Linked DNA regions of Homo sapiens: region 2 is linked to region 1. Evidence: chromatin loops called from intact Hi-C (ENCODE). Cell type or tissue: dorsolateral prefrontal cortex. All regions are shown on one strand. Links, peaks and the distances in the headings refer to the core of each region. The heading gives the core; the rest is flanking DNA. Region 1 overlaps R3HDM1 (R3H domain containing 1). Region 2 overlaps R3HDM1 (R3H domain containing 1).

The links. A loop is a pair of places that touch in the nucleus more often than their neighbours do. Peaks named below come from ENCODE experiments on the same cell type or tissue, not always from the same donor. Only the 100,000 strongest peaks of a DNase experiment are listed, where the experiment ranks them.
Region 2: it touches region 1 in a loop (3-fold over the local background); 9 of 110 quality-filtered maps call a loop at or near these places.

The regions. Positions count from the first base shown.
Region 1 is chr2:135,702,233-135,714,449 of GRCh38, forward strand. R3HDM1 (R3H domain containing 1) reads left to right here. Exons shown (of 27, transcript NM_001378107.1): 22 at 7,201-7,304; 23 at 7,827-7,999. Among named protein-coding and RNA genes, the nearest start is that of UBXN4, 34 kb to the right of the region's middle. In dorsolateral prefrontal cortex, for the core only: CTCF peaks have their summits at 7,849 (motif pointing left) and 8,072; a DNase peak (open chromatin) is centred at 7,859; H3K27ac peaks cover 550 bases.
Region 2 is chr2:135,566,958-135,579,407 of GRCh38, forward strand. The region is part of intron 1 of R3HDM1 (R3H domain containing 1); the gene reads left to right. Among named protein-coding and RNA genes, the nearest start is that of R3HDM1, 42 kb to the left of the region's middle. In dorsolateral prefrontal cortex, for the core only: a CTCF peak has its summit at 6,880 (motif pointing right); no DNase peak of the experiment used is centred there.

The DNA.
Region 1 (12,217 bases), core at 4,218-12,217:
AAAAAAAAGGCTGGGCGCAGTGGCTCATGCTGGTAATCCCAGCATTTTTGGAGGCCAAGGTGGTTAGATGACCTGAGGTCAGGAGTTTTGAGACCAGCCTGGCCAACATGGCAAAACCCCGTCTGTACTAAAAAATACAAAAAAATGGCCGGGTGTGGTGGCTCACACCTGTAATCCCAGCACTTTGGAAGGCCAAGGCTGGCGGATCACAAGGTCAGGAGATCGAGACCATCCTGGCTAACACGATGAAACCCCATCTCTACTAAAAATACAAAAAAATTAGCCGGGCATGGTGGCAGGCACCTGTAGTCCCAGCTACAGCAGGAAAATGGCGTGAACCCAGGAGGGCAGAGCTTGCAGTAAGCCGAGGTCATGACACTGCACTCCAGCCTGGGCGACAGAGCAAGACTCCGTCTCAAAAAAAAAAAAAAAAAAAATATCAGGCATGGTGATGTGTGCCTGTAATCCCAGCTACTCGGGAGGCTGAGGAAAGAGAATCACTTGAACTTGGGAGGTGGAGGTTGCAGCGAGCCGAGATCGCACTCCAGCCTAGGTGACAGAGCAGGACTCCTGACTCAAAAAAAAGAAAAACATATAGAGTAAAGAGATCTCAGTCTAGGAACAGACTTAAGAGGTGGCAAAAGAGAGCAGCATAGAATCAACTATACTAAAACTGAAATTATTGTTTAGCAGGTGTTTTCTATCACTTCATTGACCCACTAAAGTGCTGTCTCTAACAGATCTGCTAATACGCTGCTTGATGATGGCTGGTTCATCCTAATGCGCTGGTCAGAATATGCCCCATCTCAAGATCAGTCATTCTCCAGGAGCATCAGAGACATCTTTGTGGTGAATTGTGTTTATGATACCTACCCTCCAATTTCTCAAGCCGAAGGCATCTTTTCCATTAAATATATAATGTAGACTCTTTTTTAGGTTTCATGCAAATACTTGTTTAAGTACTTAAAAAGTTCAGAGCTCCTTTTTAAGGAATATATTAGCCCTTCTTGCAGGTACTTCTGCATCCTACCTATTTATTAAATGGGAAATAATCCTCTTTGGGCAAGATTTCCAGCCCAGCTTCTAAGTTTCCTAGTAAAACATGAAGTATGTTTTATATGTGATACTGGAAGGCTGGATTTCTCTATAATTAACTGCATGCTGTAAATTTATTTTAGAATACAATTATGATATTCTGCAATCCAGCACCTGCCAGTGGCCTAACTGCTTGCTTTCCTTATCATCCTGGCAGTTATATAATCCCTGGGCTCACCATTTTATCTTAGCTGCCAAGAAACACAAAGCTACATTCAATGCTCTATGAAAGCAACAATCTTAGGGCAGGCGTCCCCACTCCCTTTTTTTAATACTTCATTTTTTAGTCAAATTCAGTTTTTTTTTAATGGCTCACATTAGGGAATAGATGAGCTATAAATTAATGCTTTTATAAATATGAGCATTTAACCAGAAAGCCCAGATAAATCAGCTATTAGCATTTAAAGGAAAACCCAAAAAATGACACATTAAAGATTTTGACATTTATTTTCATTAATTGAGCATATAGTCAAATTCTGATTAATTGAAAGTTTATATTATACTAGGTATATATACCCTCACCACAAAAAATATATATAAAATGGAAATTACTATGACTTTGAGAAAGCTTATGAGGCAGAAAGTTGGTGTTTTCTTCCAGAGACTACAAGCCTAGTTGAGCATCTGACCTGCAAATGAATTGGTTATTTATTCATTTATTTATTTATTTAGAGACAGAGTCTTGCTCTGTTGCCCAGGCTGGAGTGCAGTGGTGTGATCTCAGCTCACTGCAACCTCCGCCTCCTAGGCTCAAGCAGTTCTCCTGCCTCAGCCTCCTGAATAACTGGGATTACAGGCACCCACCACCACGCCCAGCTAATTTTTGTATTTTTAGTAGAAATGGGTTTCACCATGCTGACCAGGCTGGTCTCGAACTCTTGACCTCAAGTGATCCGCCTGCCTCAGCCTCCCAGAGTGCTGGGATTACAGGCATGAGCCGCCACACCCGGCTGAACTGAAGGTTTATATTGCAGAATATCAGCATAAACATCTTCAAATGGCCATACTCTGACATCTGCTGAAGTTTTCTGAAGCAGATTCAAATTGTTTCATTGAAATTAACTTTCTACTATAACATTTAAAAGCTAAACTTTTCAGTTTTCAAAAAGCATTTTAAAGTATTGTTTATAATTACAAAATGCATGCATGCTTTTTTTTTTTTTTTGAGACAGAGTCTCTTTCGCCCAGGCCAGACTGCAGTGGTGCCATCTCGGCTCACTGCAACCTCTGCCTCCCGGGTTCAAGTGATTCTTCTGCCTCAGCCTCCCAAGTAGCTGGGATTACAGTCATGCACCACCACACCCAGCTAGTTTTTGTATTTTTAGCAGAGATAGGGTTTCAGGCTAGTCTCAAACTCCTGACCTCAAGTGAGCCGTCCTCCCCGGCCTCCCCAGATGCTAGGATTACAGGCATGAGCCACCACACCCAGCCTCTTACAGAGTTTTAATGTAGCTGAAATCTTACTGTATATATTTCACTTATTGGTCATAGTAAAAATTTTTTCATCCTATTAAAAATTCATTAATATAATTTAATGATCATACTCTTACATTTTATGAATATACAATAATATATTTACCCTATTGCAGAACATTTAGGTCGTATCTTTTTACTTTATTGAACCATCTTGTAAGCAATTTTAATTACTCCCTTGGCATGAGTCCTTAGAAGGGAATTAGTAGGTTAAAGGATGTGACTGTTATTAAGGTCCATGGTACATTTTGCCAAAATCTTTGATTCACAGTCCCAATATGTACTGACTCCGCTTTACTGTTTTCACATTTCATAAATGGCAACATGTATTAATTTGGCTCTGTGATTATTAATGAAGTTGTACATTTTTATGTTTGGCTGTTTACACTTTGAATTATTTGGCCAAATCTTTCATCATAGTTTGGTAAGGCAAGTGCTAATTGCATGTTTAAGTGCTAATGGCATGTTTGTTGATGAAAGAGCTGAAGTTCAAATAACATGTTCAGACTCATATAACGAATAACAAGTAGAGTTGGAACACAGCCCTGTGCTCCCTTCTGACACCCAAATACATGGTGCTTTGCCCTAGGTCAGGTATTAAATGTCAAAGGCATTAAAATAGCAATGTACTGTCACTTGAATTTGCAAGATCTAGTGAATATATCTTAATATCAAGCATTGATATTGCTTGATATTAAGCAGTGGTGGGCGCTTGTAGTTAGCTACTCGGGAGGCTGAGGCAGGAGGATCACTTGAGCCCAAGTGTTCAGTGCTTCAGTAACCTATGATAACACCACTGCATTCCAGCCTGAGGAATAGAGTGAGACCTTGTCTGTTTAAAATAAATAAATAAATAAAATCACACTTTGATAAAGTAAGTTTCTAACTTTAAAAATACATTATATTTGTCATTTTTTTTATCATGGCTTCAATTCCAAAACATGGTAAGAATGAATAACTAATTAACTGGAGAGAAGGGGAATTTCTCTGAATTACCCTATAATGTTAAAGGAATAAGATGAGCACTGTAAAAAAACTCAGAAGAAGGACCGGGCACAGTGGCTCACGCCTGCAATCCCAGCACTTTGGGAGGCCAAGGCTGGCGGATCACGAGGTCAGGAGATCGAGACCATCCTGGCTAACATGGTGAAACCCCGTCTCTACTAAAAATACAAAAAATTAGCCGGGCGTGGTGGCGGGCACCTGTAGTCCCAGCTACTCGAGAGGCTGAGGCAGGAGAATGGTATGAACCCGGGAGGCGGAGCTTGCAGTGAGCCAAGATTGCGCCACTGCACTCCAGCCTGGGTGACAAAGGGAGACTCCATCTCGAAAAAAAAAAAAAAAAACTCAGAAGAAACCTGTGGGATATCCTATAATGTCTTTCATCAATCTCCAGTGATCTTGTAGAAGCATTTCACAGCAGTTTGTCTGGCTCTACCTTACGTAGAGAAGAGGCAGCTCCTAAACAGGAAAAAAATATTGGTAATAATTTTTATTGCAGTGGCCTTAATACAGTTGAAAGTGGATATTTTGATTTTTTTTTTTAGTTTACATATCCATAGTTTTGTTTTTGTTTTTGTTTTTGTTTTTGTTTTTTTTGAACATTCTTGGGTGTTTCTCGCAGAGGGGGATTTGGCAGGGTCATAGGACAGTAGTGGAGGGAAGGTCAGCAGATAAACAAGTGAACAAAGGTCTCTGGTTTTCCTAGGCAGAGGACCCTGCGGCCTTACGCAGTGTTTGTGTCCCTGGGTACTTGAGATTAGGGAGTGGTGATGACTCTTAACGAGCCTGCTGCCTTCAAGCATCTGTTTAGCAAAGCACATCTTGCACCGCCCTTAATCCATTTAACCCTGAGTGGACACAGCACATGTTTCAGAGAGCACAGGGTTGGGGGTAAGGTCATAGATCAACAGGATCCCAAGGCAGAAGAATTTTTCTTAGTATAGAACAAAATGAAAAGTCTCCCATGTCTACCTCTTTCTACACAGACACAGCAACCATCCGATTTCTCAATCTATTCCCCACCTTTCCCCCTTTTCTATTCCACAAAACCGCCATTGTCATCATGGCCCGTTCTCAATGAGCTGTTGGGTACACCTCCCAGACGGGGTGGTGGCCGGGCAGAGGGGCTCCTCACTTCCCAGTAGGGGCGGCCGGGCAGAGGCGCCCCTCACCTCCCGGACGGGGCGGCTGGCCGGGCGGGGGGCTGACCCCCCCACCTCCCTCCTGGACGGGGCGGCTGGCTGGGCGGGGGGCTGGCCCATTCATAGTTTTATGTCAGGACTTTTCAGGAAGTTTGGGGATAAATGGGATTATTTGAGATTGATGTTTCATTTTTCTGTTAAAGGGTAGGATATCAACTTTGAATGACTAGGCCTGGTGCTTTACTTTAAAAGTCCTTCTTTCCCTCCTGTCTTCCAAAGGAGGAGAAACTTGTGAAATTACTATAGAACTGATTCATCTCTGGTATAATATATTTGTATTTTTAAAGAGAGAGTGTAAATACTGACTTCTGTGCTTTCTTTTTTCTAAAGTGTTTAAGTGATTTAAGAGGGTGTCTCATTGCCTAGTCTATGTCCCTTGAATTATCTATACGTCTCTCAGAAGATAAGTAGAGGCCTGGAACTCATTTACATAATTCTAAAACTTGATTCTTACTCATTTACCTAACGGGTAATCTAGTGCTAGAAACCCACTAGAGTGGTAAAATGAAATCGCAGTTTGTAATTTAGTAGAGTATGGGCTATATTGCTTACTTCAGTGACCGACCTGAGTATTCCCTTCCCTTTGCAGGATGGCTTGCTTTCACCCACATGTCTCAGACCTTAGCAAACAAGATCAGAGTGAGGGGCATGGCTCAGGAGAGCTGTTCACATGGGTTAGAACAGAGCCTAAAAAACCTTCCACCTCTGGGGACCTTTCTGTTTTCCTCAATTTCGGCACATTTACAGACTTAAGCTGTATTATTTCCACAGGTAGCTAATACTTATATTACACATTACAACCATAATTAACATAAATTTCAGAAAGTACTGTTTTCACTTATGATCCAAAATCACTTTCTATTAAATCCTCCCTTTATATCTCTTTTTCCCTTTTATTGAACCGCTCTGAGTTACTGCCCCTAAAAAGGCATAAAGCTTTACTAATTCTTATTAACTGTCAGCCTGAAAGACAGAATTAACTTTTTATTATGGAAATCTGTAAACATATATAAATATAAACAGAAGTATACTGAACCCATATATGCCCATCACCAATTATGTAATTACTAATCTGTTTTCATATAAATCTCTGCCTCTTCTCCCTCCAATATTAGTTTGAAATAAATCCCAGGCATCATAGTATTTCATATCCATGAGTATTTCAGCATATGTATCCCTGAAGGATTTTTTAAATCCCACATAATATCATTTTATATCTTAAAATATTGAGGTTAATTCATTAATTACATCAAATATCCAGTTAATATTTGTATTTCCTTCTGCCCCGCAAATATTGCTTATGTTTTTACACATTTGTCTTAGAGTTTCCCATATTCTGGATTTTACCGATTGCGTCATCATACTGTCATTTAACATGTCTTCCTGTATTCTCTGTAATTCAGTAGTTTTGTATAAAGTTTAATGCAATTATACGAGACACAGGTGCAAAAAGTTATTCCAACTAAATTAAGAAATACTGTTTTTGTAAGACAGCTTTTTAAAATGACAAAGACAATAGAGTTTTAGATATAAATTATGGCTCTCAGTTACTCATGAATTCTCAGAATAGTATCATTCTGTGGTTTTTAACTATTATAAAAAAATTCTAGAAAAAACTTCAGAGATAATGTTATGACAAACCCCATATTAATTTGAGTCTGAAAGACTGCTCAGGCCAGGTGCAGTGGCTCACACCTGTAATTCCAGCATGTGGGGAAGCTGAGACAGGAGGATCACTTGAGGTCACGAGTTCAAGACCAGCCTGGCCAAAATGGCAAAACCCCATTCTACTAAAAATGCAAAAAGTAGCCGGGTGTGGTGGCAGACACCTGTAATCTCAGCTACTTGGGAGGCTGAGGCAGGAGAATTGCTTGAAGCCTGGAGGCAGAGGTTGCAGTGAACTGAGATCGTACCACTGCTCTCCAGCCTGGGTGACAGGGCAGAACTCTGTCTCAAAAAAAAAAAAAAAAAAAACTAACTGTTCAAAAATACAGCAGTAACTTAATGGTTTCACACTAATAGCCTTTAATTTTTGTCAATATTTTGTTAACTATGTCAGAACATGTTCTGTTGTTTCCTCTATTCTTAGTAATTAGTCTCGCTCTGTCGCACAGGCTGGAGTGCAGTGGCGCAATCTCGGCTCACTGCAAGCTCTGCCTCCTGGGTTTACACCATTCTCCTGCCTCAGCCTCCTGAATAGCTGGGACTACAGGCACCTGCCACCACGCCCGGCTAATTTCTTGTATTTTTAGTAGACATGGGGTTTCACCGTATTAGCCAGGATGTTCTCGATCTCCTGACCTCGTGATCCGCCCGCCTTGGCCTCCCAAAGTGCTGGGATTACAGGCGTGAGCACCGCGCCCAGCCCATTCAAGAATGTTTATAGTCATCCTCCTCTCATTATGCTGTTTTTTTGTTTTTTCCATAGCTCTTCAGTAGGTTACCTGCAACATCCAGGATCAGAACAAGTACAATTTCCTCGAACCACTTCACCATGCAGTTCCCAGCAGCTTCAAGGCCACCAATGTACAGGTATAAAGAAATCAGTGAAAATAAGATGATTGGTTCATATGAGAAATAGTTCGATTACTTTCCTTAGGCATTTCTACAAAAAGCTTCTCAATTTGTGATGTGCTGAAATACACCCACAATATTGAGGGTGCTGTACTGAATCATAGTTAACATGTGCAGTCCACTTCTTCCTTTCCTTCTACTGCTGCTATCACAGTACTATCCTGATTCTCCTTTCTCAGAAGTATTGATACTCTCTAGGGTTATTTCCTATGCCTTCTGTCATTACTCTTCCAGCTGTTCCTGTTTACTCCAAATTACCTTTATGATAAGTGAGATGTTTAGGCCTACAGAGTCCATCTTAATGCCTGTTTAAACACACAATACTTGTAGTGTGATGCACTAGGGCTTCAACCTGGTTTTCTTAGTTAATAGTAAAATTTTATTCAGAAATGTAAAATTACTACTGTTATCCTAGTGTTCAGAAACACCAACTAGTTGCTAAAATATTCTGACTATAGCATCCTAAATTCTGATTTTCAGCTGGACCACCACCGCCACCTGGTGGGGGGATGGTGATGATGCAGCTCAGTGTACCAAACAATCCACAATCTTGTGCCCACTCACCCCCGCAGTGGAAACAAAACAAATATTACTGTGATCACCAGAGAGGACAGAAGTGTGTAGAATTTAGCAGTGTAGACAATATTGTCCAGGTAAGATGGTTTTGTTCATTATCATTTTGAAACGTTACATTTTTGTTACCTAAGATTGACTTATAAGGCTTGAATTTGAAATCCCGTCAGCCAGATTAATAAAAGAATTTGGGCCAGGCGCGGTGGCTCTCCCCTGTAATCCCAGCACTTTTTGGGAGGCTGAGGCACGGGGATCACCCAGTTTCAGACCAGCCTGACCAACATGGTGAAATCCCATCTCTACTAAAAATACAAAATCAGCTGGGTGTAGTGGCACATGCAAAAATACAAAATCAGCCGGGTATGGTGGTAGCATGCATCCCAGCTACTCAGGAGGCTGAGGCAGGAGAATCGCCTGAACCCAGGTGAGTGGAGGTTGTAGTGAGCCAAGATCGTGCCATTGCACTCCAGCCTGGGCAACAAGAGTGTAACTCTGTCTCAAAAAAAAAAGACGGAGGAAAAAAAGAATCAGTGTTTAAATATTATTTGCTAACTTCTGCGTATTCAAAAAAGTGTTTTCTAACTTAAAAAGATAAACTAGATCTAAAATTTGGTGAAGAAAAATAAGCATTTATCCTACCTTTCCCATATGACTATATATTAATGTAACCAAATAGTTGATAAGGGAATGTTCTCTGTAGAATAATCCAGTTAATAAATGCAGAAGCAATGGTAGAATTAGAAAATTGCCAGAAAATCATCAGCAGATCCTAAAAATATTAGATTAAAAAGTTTTGGTTGAGAAACTGCTCACTTTAAAAAAAAATTTTGAGAGGTATTTTAAATGGATGAATTAGAGAGACAGCCCTGAATCCACTGATCAGTTGTAACATCACTAAAAGTGGGCCAGCCAAACATTATTTACCTCTTCATGTGGTATAGAAGGAAGTACACAGCATTACTTATGATATACTCTTACCGAAATTTGAATCTATTCAAGCCTCTAACCCTAGCTACTAGTTTATGGGAAATATAAGAAGAAACAAAAACAAATTACCTGATACCTGATACCAGTGGGACATTTTACTTGACAAATTGGCCCTGTTACTTGAATAGATGGCATTTTGAAATAGGAGCTTGGTCTGTTATACATTAAAAGAGACTCAAGAGGTATAATATCAGATATAATGTATGGATCTTATTTGGATATTGAATGATCAAAAGACATTTTTTAAGGCCAGGCGCAGTGGCTCATGCCTGTAATCCCAGCACTTTGGGAAGCTAAGGCAGACCTGGAACGCAGGAGTTCGAGACCAGCCTGGGTAACATGGTGAAACCCTGTCTCTATAAAAAATACAAAAAATTATTCGGCCATGGCAGTGTGCACCTGTAGTCCCAGCCACTCAGGAGGCTGAGGCAAGATTGCTTTATCCCAGGAGTTCAAGGCTGCAGTGAGCTATGATCATGCCACTGCGCTGCCCCCTAGCAACAGAGGGAGACCCCAACTCTTTGAAAAAAAAAAAAAAACCCAGGCACAGTGGCTCATGCCTATAATCCCAGCACTTTGGGAGGCCAAAGCGGGCAGATCACCTGAGGTCAGGAGTTTGAGACCAGCCTGGCCAACATGGAGAAACCCCGTCTCTACTAAAAATACAAAACTTAGCTGGACGTGGTGGCGGGCACCTGTAATCTCAGCTACTCAGGAAGCTGAGGCAGTAGAATTGCTTGAACCCAGGAGGCAGAGGTTGCAGTGATCTGAGATCGTGCCCTTGCACTCCAGCCTGGGTGACAGAGCGAGACTCTGTCTAAAATTAAAAAAAAAAAAAAAAAAAAAAAAAGAGTTGTCCGTTAGATATAAATGTTTGTATACTGAAATATTTACAAGTAAAATGCTGAGATTTGCTTTAAATACTTCAGGAAAAACAAAGCCAGGGCGATCACAGTTGAACCTGGATGATGGGTACATGGAATTTCATTATGCTTTTCTATCTATACTTTTATATACTTGAAATTTTATAGAATTAAAAGGTTTTATCTTTTGTTGAGAAAAGGTTACCCTCTGACACCAGGCTGGACTGCATTTGCACAGTCACAGCTTACTGCAGCCTCAACCTCCTGGGCTCATCATTTAGAGACAGGGTCTGGCTCTGTTACCTAGGCTGGAGTGCAGTGGCATGTTCTGGGCCTACTGCAGCTTCCATCTCCTGGGCTCAAGCCATCCTCCCACCTCAGCCACTTGAGTAGCTGAGACCGCATGCACACCACCATGCCCAACTAATTTTTTTTTTTTTTTTTTTTTTTTATAGAGATGGGGTATTGCCGTGTTGCCCAGGCTAGTCTCAAATTCCTGAGCTCAAGCGGTCCACCTGGCTCAGCCTCCCAAAGTGCTGGGATCATAGGCTTGAGCCGCTTTACCCAGCCAGGTTTTAACTTTTTTTAAAAGATACAGGTTGGGCATGGTGGCTTACGACTGTAATCCCAGCACTTCCGGCCGGGCACGATGGCTCACGCCTGTAATCCTAGCACTTTGGGAGGCCGAGGTGGGAGGATTACGAGATCAGGAGATCGAGACCATCCTGGTTAACATGGTGAAACCCCGTCTCTACTAAAAATACAAAAAATTAGCTGGGCGTGGTGGTGGGCGCCTGTAGTCCCAGCTACTTGGGAGGCTGAGGCAGGAGAATGGCGTGAACCTGGGAGGCGGAGCTTGCAGTGAGCCAAGATCGCCCCACTGCACTCCAGCCTGGGCAACAGAGCAAGACTCCGTCTCAAAAAAAATAAATAAAAATAAAAAAAATCCCAGCACTTTGGGAGGCCAAGGAGAAAGGATCACTTGAGTCCAGGAGTTCAAGAGCAGCCTAGACAACATAATGAGATTCCATCTCTATAAAAAAATTAAAAATTAGCCAGGTGTGGTGGTATACACCTGTAGCGCTAGTTACTTGGGAGGCTGAACCAGGAGGATTGCTTGACCCTGAGTGGTAGAGGCTGCAGTGAGCTGTGATCACACTACTGTACTCCAGCCTAGGTAACAGAGTGAGACCCTGTCTCAAAAAAAACAAAAGGAGGGGGAACAAAGGTTATTACAGATCAGCTCACAAACTACCAATGGCCATTAAACAGATGAAAATATAAAACTACTTTTCATCTATATAATTGGGAAAATTCAGGAAGACCAATAATCTGCCGTAGTAATAGTTTGGCAAAGATCAAGTTATAAGCTCTGGGACTCTCTTTGTGGTAGTGTAAATTGGTACAGCTCTTTGGAATGCACTTTGGAGACATTTTTCAAAATGTAGAATTTGATCCACAGATATGCTTCTGGAACTTTACCCAGTAAAAATTAAATAATAAGTGCAAAAATATGTGTACAATATTTCTTTTTTCCTGTTGTAATATTGAAAAACTGTGAACAGTCTTGACATTCACCAGTGGGTAACTGATTATTACTGTGCCATTTAGGAAAATGCCCTTAAGTGTGTAATACTGAAAAGAATAAGATAAACCTACTATTGAAATGGTAGTTTGTAAATAACCAGTCTCCATTAAAAGGAACTAGGGCTCCTTAGAAAAATAACTGTTGCCAGAGTTGGTGCAGGGAAAGTACCAGATGGGTGTAGGCCATCTTGGCTATGCCAGAAAGTAAGGAAGGGATGGAAGAAAAATAGGGACGTCTTGAAGAATACAGGATCAGGAGTGGAGGTTTGGGGCATAAAACAATGATAGAAATGAATGATCATCCATAGAATAAAATAAGAATTCATGAGTCCATACTGATAAAAATCAATAAATGGAAAATGAAACTGTCTTACCTTAGTGTAATATAAAGTGATAAATGTAGAATCGTGAAATTAAAAGATCACCACCAAGAAAACCATCAGGCAAGAGTCACCACTAGAGGCTACAAAACTAGTGGGTGAAATTCTGAGGAAAAGCATAATTTTTTTTTAAAGTATCTCCCTACAAGATACTTAAAACTACAAAGGAAAAAAATTGTAATTTACAGTGGAGAAACCTGATAGGCACCATGTTAACAAAGCAGTCGAAGTAAATATCACCAATACTGTGATGAGAGATAGACGTCAGGTTCCTTCTGATGTGATCCATTGAGAAGGACACATTACTTCTCTGGTGTTCCTTTCCCAAATATATAACATGAACTTTTTAATGAGGAGACAGCAGACAAACCCAAATTGAGGGACAGTCTACAAAATAACTGATCTTCCAAAACAAATCTTCAGAAATGTCAAAGTCATGAAAGAAAGAAGAGACTGTGCTGTTCTGCTTCAGATTAAAGAA
Region 2 (12,450 bases), core at 2,457-10,456, 140 kb before region 1:
GGGACTCCGTCTCAGAAAAAAAAAAAAAAAAAAGTAGACCCCAGCGAGATGCTTTCTACCTTGCTGTTATTGGCACTACTGGCTCTACCACACGTCTTTGTGGTCAAGTTCTCAGTGTTTTCAAGTGTGAAAGAATTTGTTTTTAATTTAAAAAGTGTCTGTAATAGTGCTTGGGATACAGATGAGTGTATGAATTTTTTGCAGTAACTGAGCAGTATCCTACCAATCTGCAGCCCGTAGACAGGTAGTCCCTGCTATCTCCTAACAATCCTGCTTCTCTTTATACATTTGGTCCAGTTAGAGCCCAATATAATTAATTGGTACTTATTCCTTGGAATTATACACCCAGGTACTTTGGGTGCTGTTAATTTCTTGAGTCATATATAGACAGTAACTTCATTTTTCCCAAAGATGAATGAGTACATTGTGTATATGCATACACGTACACTCAATAAGCTTTACTTTTCACTCCCAAAGTGTGACCTTTTACCAGTGTGGGGAAGGGGTCTAGGGGCTTACTGCTTGACCAATGTTCTGGTGAGAATGGTAAAGCTGAGTATTTCACCTGTTCGCCTCTAGAGCTTAGTATCCTAGAGTATATCAAGTTGCATCTATTTTATCTTCCCTTTAAAAAAGTAAAGTAAAATTTTAAAATCTTTAATTAAATATTTAAACTATGGGTTTTCTTTATTGAAAGGGTAAACCATGCCCAAGTCATTTACTGTTCTCATTTCAGGATTTTCCTGTAGGTATTTTTTCTATTTTTACCTTTGTTGTTTTTTTATTTTTGATTTTTTTTAGAGATAACGTCTCACTCTGTTGCCCAGGCTGGAGTGCAGAGGCACAGTCATAGCTCACTGCAGCCTCAAATTCCTGGGCTCAGGTAATTCTCGCACCTCACACTCCCAAGTAGCTGGGACTGCAGGCGTGCATCACCACACCTGGCTTTTTTTTTTTTTTTTTTTTTTTTGCAGGGGAGAGATAGGATCTTACTCTTTTGACCAGCCTGGTCTCGAACTCCTGGCCTAAAGGGATCCTCCTGCCTTGGCCTCCCAAAGTGCTGGGATTACAGGCCTGAGCCACCATGCCTGGCCACATTTTTGTGTTTTTTTGTTTGAGACAGGGTCTTACTCTGTCACCCAGGCTGAAGTGCAGTGGTTCAATCACGCCTCACTGCAGCCTCAACTTCCCCAGACTCAGGTGATTCTCCCACCTCAGCCTCACAGGTAGCTGGGACTATAGGCACATGCCACCATGTCCACTAATTTTTTGTAGATATGGAATTTCACCATGTTGCCCAGGCTGGTCTCAAACTTCTGGGCTTAAGTGATCCGCCCACCTTGGCCTCCCAAAGTGCTGGGATTATAGGAGTAAGCCACTGCACCTGGCCACAGTTTTTTTGTTTGTTTGAGGCGGAGTTTTGCCCTTGTTGCCCAGGCTGGAGTGCAGTTGTGTAATCTCCGCTCACTGCATCCTCCACCTCGCAGGTTCGAGTGATTCTCCTGCCTCAGCCTCCCGAGTAGCTGGGATTACAGTGTCCGTCACTACACCCGGCTAATTTTTTGTATTTTTAGTAGAGACATGGTTTCACCATGTTGGCCAGGCTGGTCTCGAACTCCTGACCTCAGGTGATCTACCCGCCTTGGCCTCCCAAAGTGCTGGAATTACAGGCGTGAGCCACTTGTGCCCGGCCTGGCCACAGTTTTTTTAACCTTTGAAATAGAGTTAGTATTCATACAAGTTTAACAATACTTTTTTAAAAGAAACAGTTTTTCATTTAAAAAACACTTCTATTCATAGGGCGTATTGGTGACCTCTCGGAAGAAAGGGATAAGGAGTCGTCACTTGGCCGGTAAGGGAAATAGACTCAAGTGGATGAGGTCCAACGATTCAGTCTTGAGATTTCACTGCCCTAAAAGTCAAATAATGTGTAAGAGGACAGCGAAGGGAAGACTTCCTCCTCCCCCACCCCCACCTCAGGAAATCCTGATCTTAATTCTCACTCTGTATACCCAGTCACTCAAACCAGAAACTTGGGCATCATATCTCCTCTGTCTCCTCCAGTCCAGTCACTTACTAAGTCCTGCAGTTTTTACTGTGGCCTATTTAAGTTTCAGTGGTTTAATATTCTGGAATACATAGGCTAGATTTGCCCTACTCTGTAGGAATAAATCAGAGTAGATGGTGATGTTTGTCAGTTAAAACTATTAAGAATGTAGAAGATTTTTTTTAATTTCGCAATTACTGCCAGGCACGGCAGCTCATGCCTGTAATCCCAGCACTTTGGGAGGCCGAGGCGGGTGGATCACAAGGTCAGGAGTTCGAGACCAGCCTGGACAACATAGTGAAACCCCATCTCTACTAAAAATAGAAAAATTAGCCAGGCATGGTGGCGCACGCCTGTAGTACCAGCTACCTGGGAGGCTGAGGCAGGAGAATTGCTTGAACCCGGGAGGCAGAGGTTGCAGTGAGCCAAGATTGAGCCACTGCACTCCAGCCTGGGCAACAAAATGAGACTCCATCTAAAAAAAAAAAAATTCATAATCACAGAGAAATAGGTAGTATATCAAAGTAGTTAAGCACATGGATTATAGAGCCAGACCACTCACTTCAGATACTAGACTCTACCGCTCACTGGTTGTGTGACCTTAAACAAGTTAGTTAACCTATCTGTCTCAGTTTTCCCAGCTCAGAGATTAGGATGTTAGTACAACTTGCCTCATAGGGAATGCTTAGAACATACCTTTCATATAGTAAGCTCTTTTTTTTTTGTTGTTGTTTTTTTTGGAGAGGGAGTCTCGCTCTGTCACTCAGGCTGGAGTTCAGTGGCACAGTCTCGGCTCACTGCAAGCTCCGCCTCCTGGGTTCACGCCATTCTCCTGCCTCAGCCTCCCGAGTAGCTGGGACTACAGGTGCCCACCAACATGCCTGGCTAATTTTTTGTATTTTTAGTAGAGACTGGGTTTCAACATGTTAGCCAGGATGGTCTCGATCTCTTGACCTCGTGATCTGTCCGCCTCGGCCTCCCAAAGTGCTGGGATTACAGGCGTGAGCCACCATGCCCGGCCAGTAAGCTCTTTTTAAGTGTTAACTCTTGATCCATTTGTTGTTTTCATTCAAGAATTAGAAAAATCGATTTCCTCAGCTGATGATTTTGAATTAACTATTGATTGTAAACATCTCTTTTATTTACTAGGATATTTGAGATGAGGAATTTTAAACAACTAAATTATTCTTATTTTCTGCCACTTAAGCTTGTGTTCCACCAACTGCATCTAGAATAATTCTCTGACCTTTCATTTGCTACACAAGTTCAGTTATCTCAGTATTAAATGTCATGTAGGGTAGTAAAGTATCTTCCATGTGTAATGATGTGTCTGTATGCTGTAGGAATACATAAGCAAATATTGCCTTCTACTTTGTGGCCCATGTACTTGCAAACAAAAAATCTTTCATTTGATTTCTGTTAGTGATTAGATGACTGTGTTACAGTTACCTTCAGCCTCTCAAGAATCTATTTTGTATAACTTAATTAGCAGCTGAAAAGAGGAGAGAAAACTTGTTTATATACTCAAAGGGAAAGAAGAACTTTTTTGGAAAAACAAATTATGGATTGCATTGTGCATCCCACACCTAATGCTAGAATCAGTTCCCCTTTACAACTGTCTGAGGACCTAGGATAAAAATTAGTTCTCCCAAAGTTGTAGAAATGAGCACAAGAAGATAGAAATTAAGTAATTCACAGACTTCGTTGTAGAGATTATGTGTAATAAAGCTTCTTGCCAGTATTGACAAAGTCCTTGTTGCTCTTACATGCCATCAAATGTACAATTTTATTGTTCCAGGTCCTTTGCTCTTTTATTTAGCTTTGTTGTCTTAATTTTAAAACTATTTTCGTTTTTAAAAAATCATCTAGCCTGAAGTGTCACAAAAGTATTTTCAACGTGTGTGTTGTAGCCTAATGGTGGGAAGACTCATTTAGGCAATGACTTGATCAAAAATTGCATTTTGACCCCTCAGAAAAGTCAATATACTTATTAGCATTTTTTATTTACTTTTCTTGAGGCCAAAAATAACTATACATTGTTTTTTAAAACATGCCTATACTGCCAGAAATTCCTGGAGTTGCGACATATTTTTTTAGTTAATGAGGAATATAAAATGTTTGTTGAAAAATGTTTTTCAAGTATGTCAGATTCAGATAAATTGGGTTTCATCAAATTAAAAAGTTTTATATTTTATAGGATGCCATCAAGAAAGTGAAATATTTTCACAGATGGAAAAAAATATTCACAAACCATGTATCTGATAAAAGATTTACAGGATGTTTACTAGCAAAATTTTATTTTATTATTTTTTTTTAATTATTCATTTATTTATTTTTTAGAGCTGGAGTCTTGCTGTGTTGTCCAGGCTGGAGTGCAGTGGCACAATCTCGGCTCATTGCAACCTCCACCTCCCCGGTTCAAGCAATTCTTCTGCCTCAGCCTCCCGAGTAGCTGGGACTACATGCGCACACCACCACACCCGGCTTATTTTTTGTATTTTAGTAGAGACCAGGTTTCACCACGTTGCCCAGACTGGTCTCGAACTCCTGAGCTCAGGCAGTTCGCCCGCCTCAGCCTCCCAAAGTGCTAGGATTACAGACGTGAGCCACTGCACCCGGCCTAATTTTATTTACTTTTTTAAGACAGGGTCTCACTCTCTTGCCCAGGCCAGAGTGCAGTGGCACAATCACAGCTCACTGCAGCCTCTACCCCTGGGGCTCTAGCGATCCTTTCACCTCAACCCCCAACGGAGCTGGGACTACAGGCACACTCTACCATACTGGCTAATTTTTGTATGTTTTGTAGAGACGGGGTTTCACCATGCTGCCTAGGCTAGTCTCGAACTCCTGGACTCAAGCGATCTACCCGCCTTGGCTTCCCAGAATGCTAGAATTATAGGTGTGAGCCACTACATGTGGCCTGCAGAATTTTATTTTGTTTTATTTTATTTTATTTCGAGACAGTGTCTCACTTCGTCATCCAGGCACCACGTCATCCAGGAGTGCAGTGGTGCCATCTCGGCTCACTGCAACCTCCACCTCCCGGGTTCAAGCAATTCTCCTGCCTTGGCTTCTCCCAGGTGGCTGGGATTACAGGCACACACCACCACGCCCAGCTAATTTTTTTGGTTTTTGTAGAGACAGAGTTTCACCGTGTTAGCCAGGCTGGTCTTAAACTCCTGACCTCAAGTGACCCAACCTTGGCCTCCCAAAGTGATGGGATTACAGGCATGAGCCACTGCACCTGGCCCCAGCCTGCAAAATTTTAAAAAATGATAAAGGACGTGTATACAGAATACATAAGGAGCTCTTATGACTCAATAGTAAAGACACATAACCCAATTTAAAAGGGGCAAATGATCTGAATAGATATTTTTCCAGAGAAGATACACATAAGGCCAATAAGCACATAGAAGGATACTCAACATTTTAGCCATCAAGGAAATGTAAATCAAAACCAAAATTGAAATCAAAACCACAATGAGATACAACTTCATGCCCACTAGGATGACTATAATAAAACAACACACACAAGAATTGGTAAGGATGTGGAGAAATTGGAACCGTCCTACATTGCTCTTGGGAATGTTAAATTGTACACAAATTGCTGGGGAAACAGGGTTGTCATTTTACCCAACAAGTCAACCCAGATATATAGGCAAGAGAAATGAAAACGTGTTCTCACAAAAATTTGCATAATACATGAATGTTCATAGCAGCATATTTATAATAATCAATAGATGGAAACAAGACAAATGTTATCAGCTGACAAATGGATAAACAAAATGTGTATCCATGAAATGGAATATTATTTTCACTGTAAAGGATGAATTGCTGATAAATCCTACAGCTTGGATGACTCTTGATATCACTGTGCTAAGTGAAGGAAATCAGCCACAAAAGACCATATATTGTATGATACCATTTATATAAAATGCCTAGAATAGGTAAATCTATAGAGACAGTAGATTAGTGGTTGTCTCGGGCTGGATGGGGAATGGAGGAATTAGGAGGCAATAGCTAAAGAGGGCAGTTGCTCTATGGGATGATGAAAATATTCTAAAATTGATTGTGATTGTTACATAACTATGAATATACTAAAAAGTATTGAATTATACACTTTAAATGGGCAATTATATGACATGTCGTTTGTATGTCGATAAGCTGTTACCAAAAGAAAATTTTCAAGGAGGACTTCCAAATAGCTAAAGACAGTAGTGGTCATCGATCTACTGCCTCCCAATTTTCCTTCAAATAAATATAGAATAAGAAGGACAAAAATCTATACAGAATTTGAAGACATAGCATAACTTGAAGAGAATTTAAGACTTCAGTATAACTGTAACTAAAAAGAGAGCACTCACCAGATCCTGGCATGTGATCTCTTCATACTCCCATTCAGCTCCTGCCTGCCGCAAGACTTTGTGGCAAGCACAGGCAAAGAAAAATGAACACAAAATGGAGAGGGAATCTTAACGTTATCTAAATGTTCAGCCAGAAGAAGTCCATCCTAAGTCTGAAAATTCTTTTTTTTTTTTTTAAGGTTTCCAAATAGAATAAGAGTAGGGATTATAAGGGAGGGACTTAAAAATACATACAATCTGAAGAGGCAGTCTTCAAAGTGCGTAGCTTATAGGGGAGAAAAAGAAGGTACATAAGAAGAGGAGAAGCACCCTTTGGCAGTTGAGTGGTGAAAAGGTAATAAAGCAAAGGAGGAAATTCAGAATGCAGCAAAACAAAGAGAACCACAAAGTTACAGGATTCATAGCCAACTGTTCCCCCCACAACAAAACAAATAATTGGCAGGACTTTGCTATACTAACAGAAGAGGGCACTGTTAAAATAGGAATCTTGTAAAACATCCCAGTAATATGGTGCTTTAATAAAAAAATTTATAGCAGTAAACACATTTATCTGAAAAAATGAACATAAATGAATTAAATTTCCAGCTCAAAACAAAATTTAGGAAAACAAAGTAAACCTAAAGAGCATACCCAGAAGGAAATAATAAGGATAAAAGCAGAAATTAATGAGGTAGGGAATAGAAAAACAAGACCTAACAAATCTGTATTCTGAAAATTTAAAATTATAAAATAGACAAACGGTTAGCTAACTTAATCATGTAAAGGAAAGGAGTAAAACATAGATATGCAAAATAAGATAAAGCGGTAAATAACCACTAAAAATAATTTTTAAAAAATTTTAAAATCACAAGAGACTACTTAGCAGACCTCACTGCAGTTATTTGAAAACCTAGATGAAATGAGTAATTTTCTAGGGAAATGCATATTACCAACATGGAGTTAGAGAAGTTGAAGAGACTAATTTCCATAAAAGAAATAATTCTTCTAAACTATCCCACCAAAAGGCATTAGACCTGAATGGTTTCACAGAGCAATTCTATCAGACCTTCAAAGACCAGATAGTTCCACTGCTGCATAAATTGTTCCAGAGCATTGGAATGTTGGAAAGCTTCTGAATTTCTGTGAAACAAATATAGTATTGATACTTAAACCTGGTAAGAACAGTATTGAAAAAAGAAAGCTATAAATCAGCATCCCATAAGAATATTGATGCAGAAGTGCTAAATTAAATATTATCATTGTGAAGTGATATACCATGACCATGTGAGATTTATTTCAGGGATGCAGGGCTGGCTTAATGTTAGGATACTCATTAACATACTCCCTATTGATAGATTTGTGAGGAAAACTCAGTGTCTCCATAGGTGCTGAAGGAGCCTTCAACAAGACCACCCATTTTGTGATATTTCTCTCCCGCTCTCTCAAATAGGGATTGTGGGATACATTTTTGAAATGATAAAATTTATATATCTTAGTCCTAAAGCCAGGAATCTTATATATAATGGGAAATACTAGAAGTATTTCCACAGTATACAGAAACAAGGCAAATGTGCACTATCTTCACTGCTGTTCAACATTATAATGGAGGTATTAACCAATATAGTTAGATACATCGATTTAAGGCATAAGAATGGGTAAAGAAGAAAGACTATCTCTGCAGATTATATGATAACGGGTTGAGCATCCCTAATCTGAAAGGCTCCAAAATTCAAAACTTTTTAAGCAGTCACACGATGCACAAAGTAAATGCTTATTGAAGCACTTCAGATTTTGGATTAAGGGTGCAATGAAAATAATGAAGAAATTCCAAAATGCAAAAAAATTCAAAATACCTCGACCCAAACTGTTTTTTGGTTTTGGCCAGAGTGCAATGGCACAATCTTGGCTCACTGCAACCTTGACCTCCCAGGTTCAAGCAATTCTTCTGCCTCAGCCTCCAAAATAGCTGGGATTACAGGCACCTGTCCCCACACCTGGATATTTTTGTATTTTCAGTAGAGACAGGGTTTCACCATGTTGGCCAGGCTGGTCTCGAACTCCTGACCTCAGGTGATCCACCCGCCTGGCCTCCCAAAGTGCTAGGATTTACAGGCGTGAGCCAACATGCCCGGCCCAACCCAAACATTTTTGATAAGGGATAGTCAACCTGTAATATGGCTGGAAAACTACAGGGGATCACTGGTAAAATTAATCCAAATGATAATAGAATTCAATAAAATAGCAGGATATAAAATTAACTTAAAAAATCAATAGACTCATATACAGACAGTAGCCAGTTAGCAGTCAGTCACAATGGTAGAGAAAACTCCACTTACAATAGCAACAAAGATTAAATACTTATTAAACATAAAAATGTACAAAACCTACAGGAAGAAACTTTTTCAATACTTAAGTCATAAAATTAGATTTGAATAGGATGGCTCATCATTATAAAGATGTCAGTTCTCCTTAATTTCTGAAATTAATGCATTCACAGTAAAAACACCAAGAAGCCTTTTTTACTTTTTAAGTTAGACAAGTTGATACTAAGTCTTATGGGAAAACAAACATACAAGAATAGCCAGGAAGAAACTGGAAAAGAAAAACTGCTGGTGGGACTAGCTCTACCAGACATTAAAACATATACTATAAAGCTTCTATAATTGAATCTGTGTGCTACTGTCACATGAATAAATAAATAGAGAAGTGGAATAGAAAGCCCAGAAACAGACACAGGTACAAGTGGAAATAATAAAAATGGTATCTTGGGCTGGGCTCAGTGGCTCACATCTGTAATCCTAGCACAATGGGAGGGCAAGGCAGGGGAATGACTTGAGCCCAGCAGTTTGAGACCACCCTGGATAACATGGCGAAACCCTGACTAAAAAATTAGCAGGCATGGTGGCTTCTCAGGAGGCTGAGAGATGGGACAATTGCTTGAACCCGGGACATCCAAGACAGCAGTGTGCCATGATAGTGCCACTGCACTCCAGCCTGGGTGAAGGAGTGAGACCCTGTCGCAAAAAAAAAATAAAAAAAAGTGTTAAATCACTGAGGTAGAAATTGGCTTTTTAATAAATGGTACCGATATATCTGAATGTCCCAGATAATAAATGATACCACTGAATAAATAGTACTGAGATATTTAGAAAGAGATAAAATTAGATACACATCTTGTACCATGTATAAGAATAAATACAACATGTACACAGGTTTTCATAGCATTATTCATAACAGCCAAAAAATTCAAACTTATATGTCCATTGACTGATAATTGGATAAGCAGAGTGTGGTATGTCCATACAATGAAACATATTTCAGCAATAAAAAGAAAAGCAGTGATACATGCTACAATGTGGGTGAAACTTGAAAACATTATACTAAGTGAAATAAAGCAGTCACAAAAGGCCACAGGTTGTATGATTTCATTTATATGAAATTTCAATGATAGGCAAGTCAATAAAGTGTGAAAGTAGATTAGTGGTTGCCGGGGGCTAAGGGAGTTTGGTCTAAAGAGGGGTGACTGATGAAAGGTACAGTAGTTTCTTGTTGGAATAATGAAAATGTTCTAAAATTTATTGTGATGGCTACACAACTGTATGAATATACTAAAAGCCACTGAACAAGACACTGAATGAATTTAAATGGATGAATGTATGCTATATAAATTATATCCAATAATTAGCTGTTACAAAAGAAAAAAAAAAAACCTCCAAACAGGTTAAGAATCTAAATGTTTAAAGAGAGAGAAAAAAAGACCATATAAGAAAACCCATGTTTTCTTATTTAACCTTTGTGTATGAAAAAGGCTTTTGGGCTATGACTCAAAATGCAGAGACAACCAAAGATTGACAAATACGTCTATATAAAAATAAGAAAATTTTACATGGCAAAAACCGACATGAAAAAAAGTCAAAAACACAAGCTGACAAACTGGAAGAAAATTTTTTCAACATATACCTTAGCCAAAAGGCCTATAGCACTAATGTATACTACACTTGATTTTAGCCAAAAGGCTAAGAAGCCATATCCCTAATATATAAAGAACTCTTAATAATTAAATGACCAAAAAAAAAAAAAAAAAAAAAAAAAAGCCTTGAGCACCAAAGGACCAAAGACCTGATAGAAAAAATGGGGAAAAGACATAAATGGACAACTCACAAACAATGAAAATTGGGCCTTAAGCACATAAAAAGTTTTAAGTTCATACAGAGAAATAAGCTCACGCCTGTAATCCCAACACTTTGGGAGGCCAAGGTGGGTGGATCACCTGAGGTTTCTCAACCTCGAGACCAGCCTGACCAACATGGAGAAACCCCGTCTTTACTAAAAATACAAAAATTAGCCAGGCGTGGTGGTGGGCGCCTGTAATCCCAGCTACTTGGGAGGCTGAGGCAGGAGAATCGCTTGAACTCGGGAGGCAGAGGTTACGACGAGCCAAGATCGCGCCATTGCACTCCAGCCTGGGCAACAAGAATGAAACTTCATCTCAAAAAAAAAAAAAAAAAAAAAGTGAAACAGCACTTAGACGCCATTTCTCATCTACCAGATTAGTGAAAACTAAAAAGAATGACAGCTAATTCTGTGCAAGGCACCTTCAGATACTGCTGGTAAAAATACACACTAGCATAGCTCTTCTTCTGAAGAGCAGTGCCTAATAAATTGACATATGCACTTATCTTTTGACCCAACAATCCCACTTCTAGGAATCTTCTCTAAAGAAGTTTATCCATTTTAGGAGTGTTTGTAATTGCAAAATATTGCAAGTAGCCTAAATACCCATGCAGGAGAATGATGAATAGATGATGGTACAGCCACACAATGGAGCAGTACTGTGTCACTGTAAGAAAGAATGAGGAAAATCGCTGAACTACTTGCAGTGCAATTAAGGGAATTAAGTATGAAGAGTATCTATAATATGCTACTCTTTATGAAGCAGGGAAATACAGGCACAGATGTCAACTTAATGTGTGAAAGAAATACCAGAATGATAAACTAGAAACTATTGAAACTGGTTTCTTACAGGGAATACATGAGAATGGGGTAGAAAGATTGGGAGTAATGGGAATAAGATAGTAGGGATAGGGAGCAGCACTTCTCTGACTATAGTTTTTTATATGACTTTGACTCTCAGAACCCTGGTAATTTTTTACGTAGTCTCCAGAAATAACATAAAATAACTTAGATGTTGGCAAGTGTGGAGAAAGGAGCCCAAAATGTAATGCAAGCACTAACAGATGAACAATATTAACTTGATTTATGAAGTCAATGAATAACACTGACTTGAGTGGGGAAGAAAAGAACTAAGTAACTTTGGAAAACAGTATTTTGATTAGGCATTCTAAAGCTAAACACAAGACAAAAAACAAATATTGTAAGTAGTAAATGTGTTTCTCACAGAGGTATCGCTTAGGAATTCTGAAACTGCCTTTTGTGTAAAGTTTTAAAAATAAGTGAATATATTGTAGATAATGAAAGTCAGACTTCTCATTGTTGTATAAAGAAGTTACAGATTAAGATAGTAGGCTAGAATTAACCCTGTGTTCATTGACTGGAGTTTGAGGTATCCATATGAAGTCGTGGTTTTTAATATATATGTATATATGATGTATGAATACAAAAATACATAATACAGATGTGTGAATATGTGTATACTGTACATACACATATTCCCGAGCTCTGTCCTGAGAGAGCCAGAGGAATGATATCCTAGTAAGCACATTAGTGTTCGGATCTTCTTTAAATGCCATTCTCCAGTAAAGGGAACCATGGGTCCTTCGAAAAATGGTTGAGTCTGGCGCAAGAATAATACAAGATGTGCCTGGAACATCACGTGGCGCCAGAAAGTAATTCAAAAAATGATTAGGGCATGTTGAAAGGACAACAGGAACCAATCTGTTGGAACTCCCAATGGCCCAAAGTGGGATAATTTGAGAAACAAAATAATGAGAATATTAGATTGTAACCCACAAAATAAAACACATGTACAGGCATTTAGGTAGATAAGATAGATGGGAGGGATAGGAAGGACAGCTCTTCCTTACATGGAATTCCAATTAG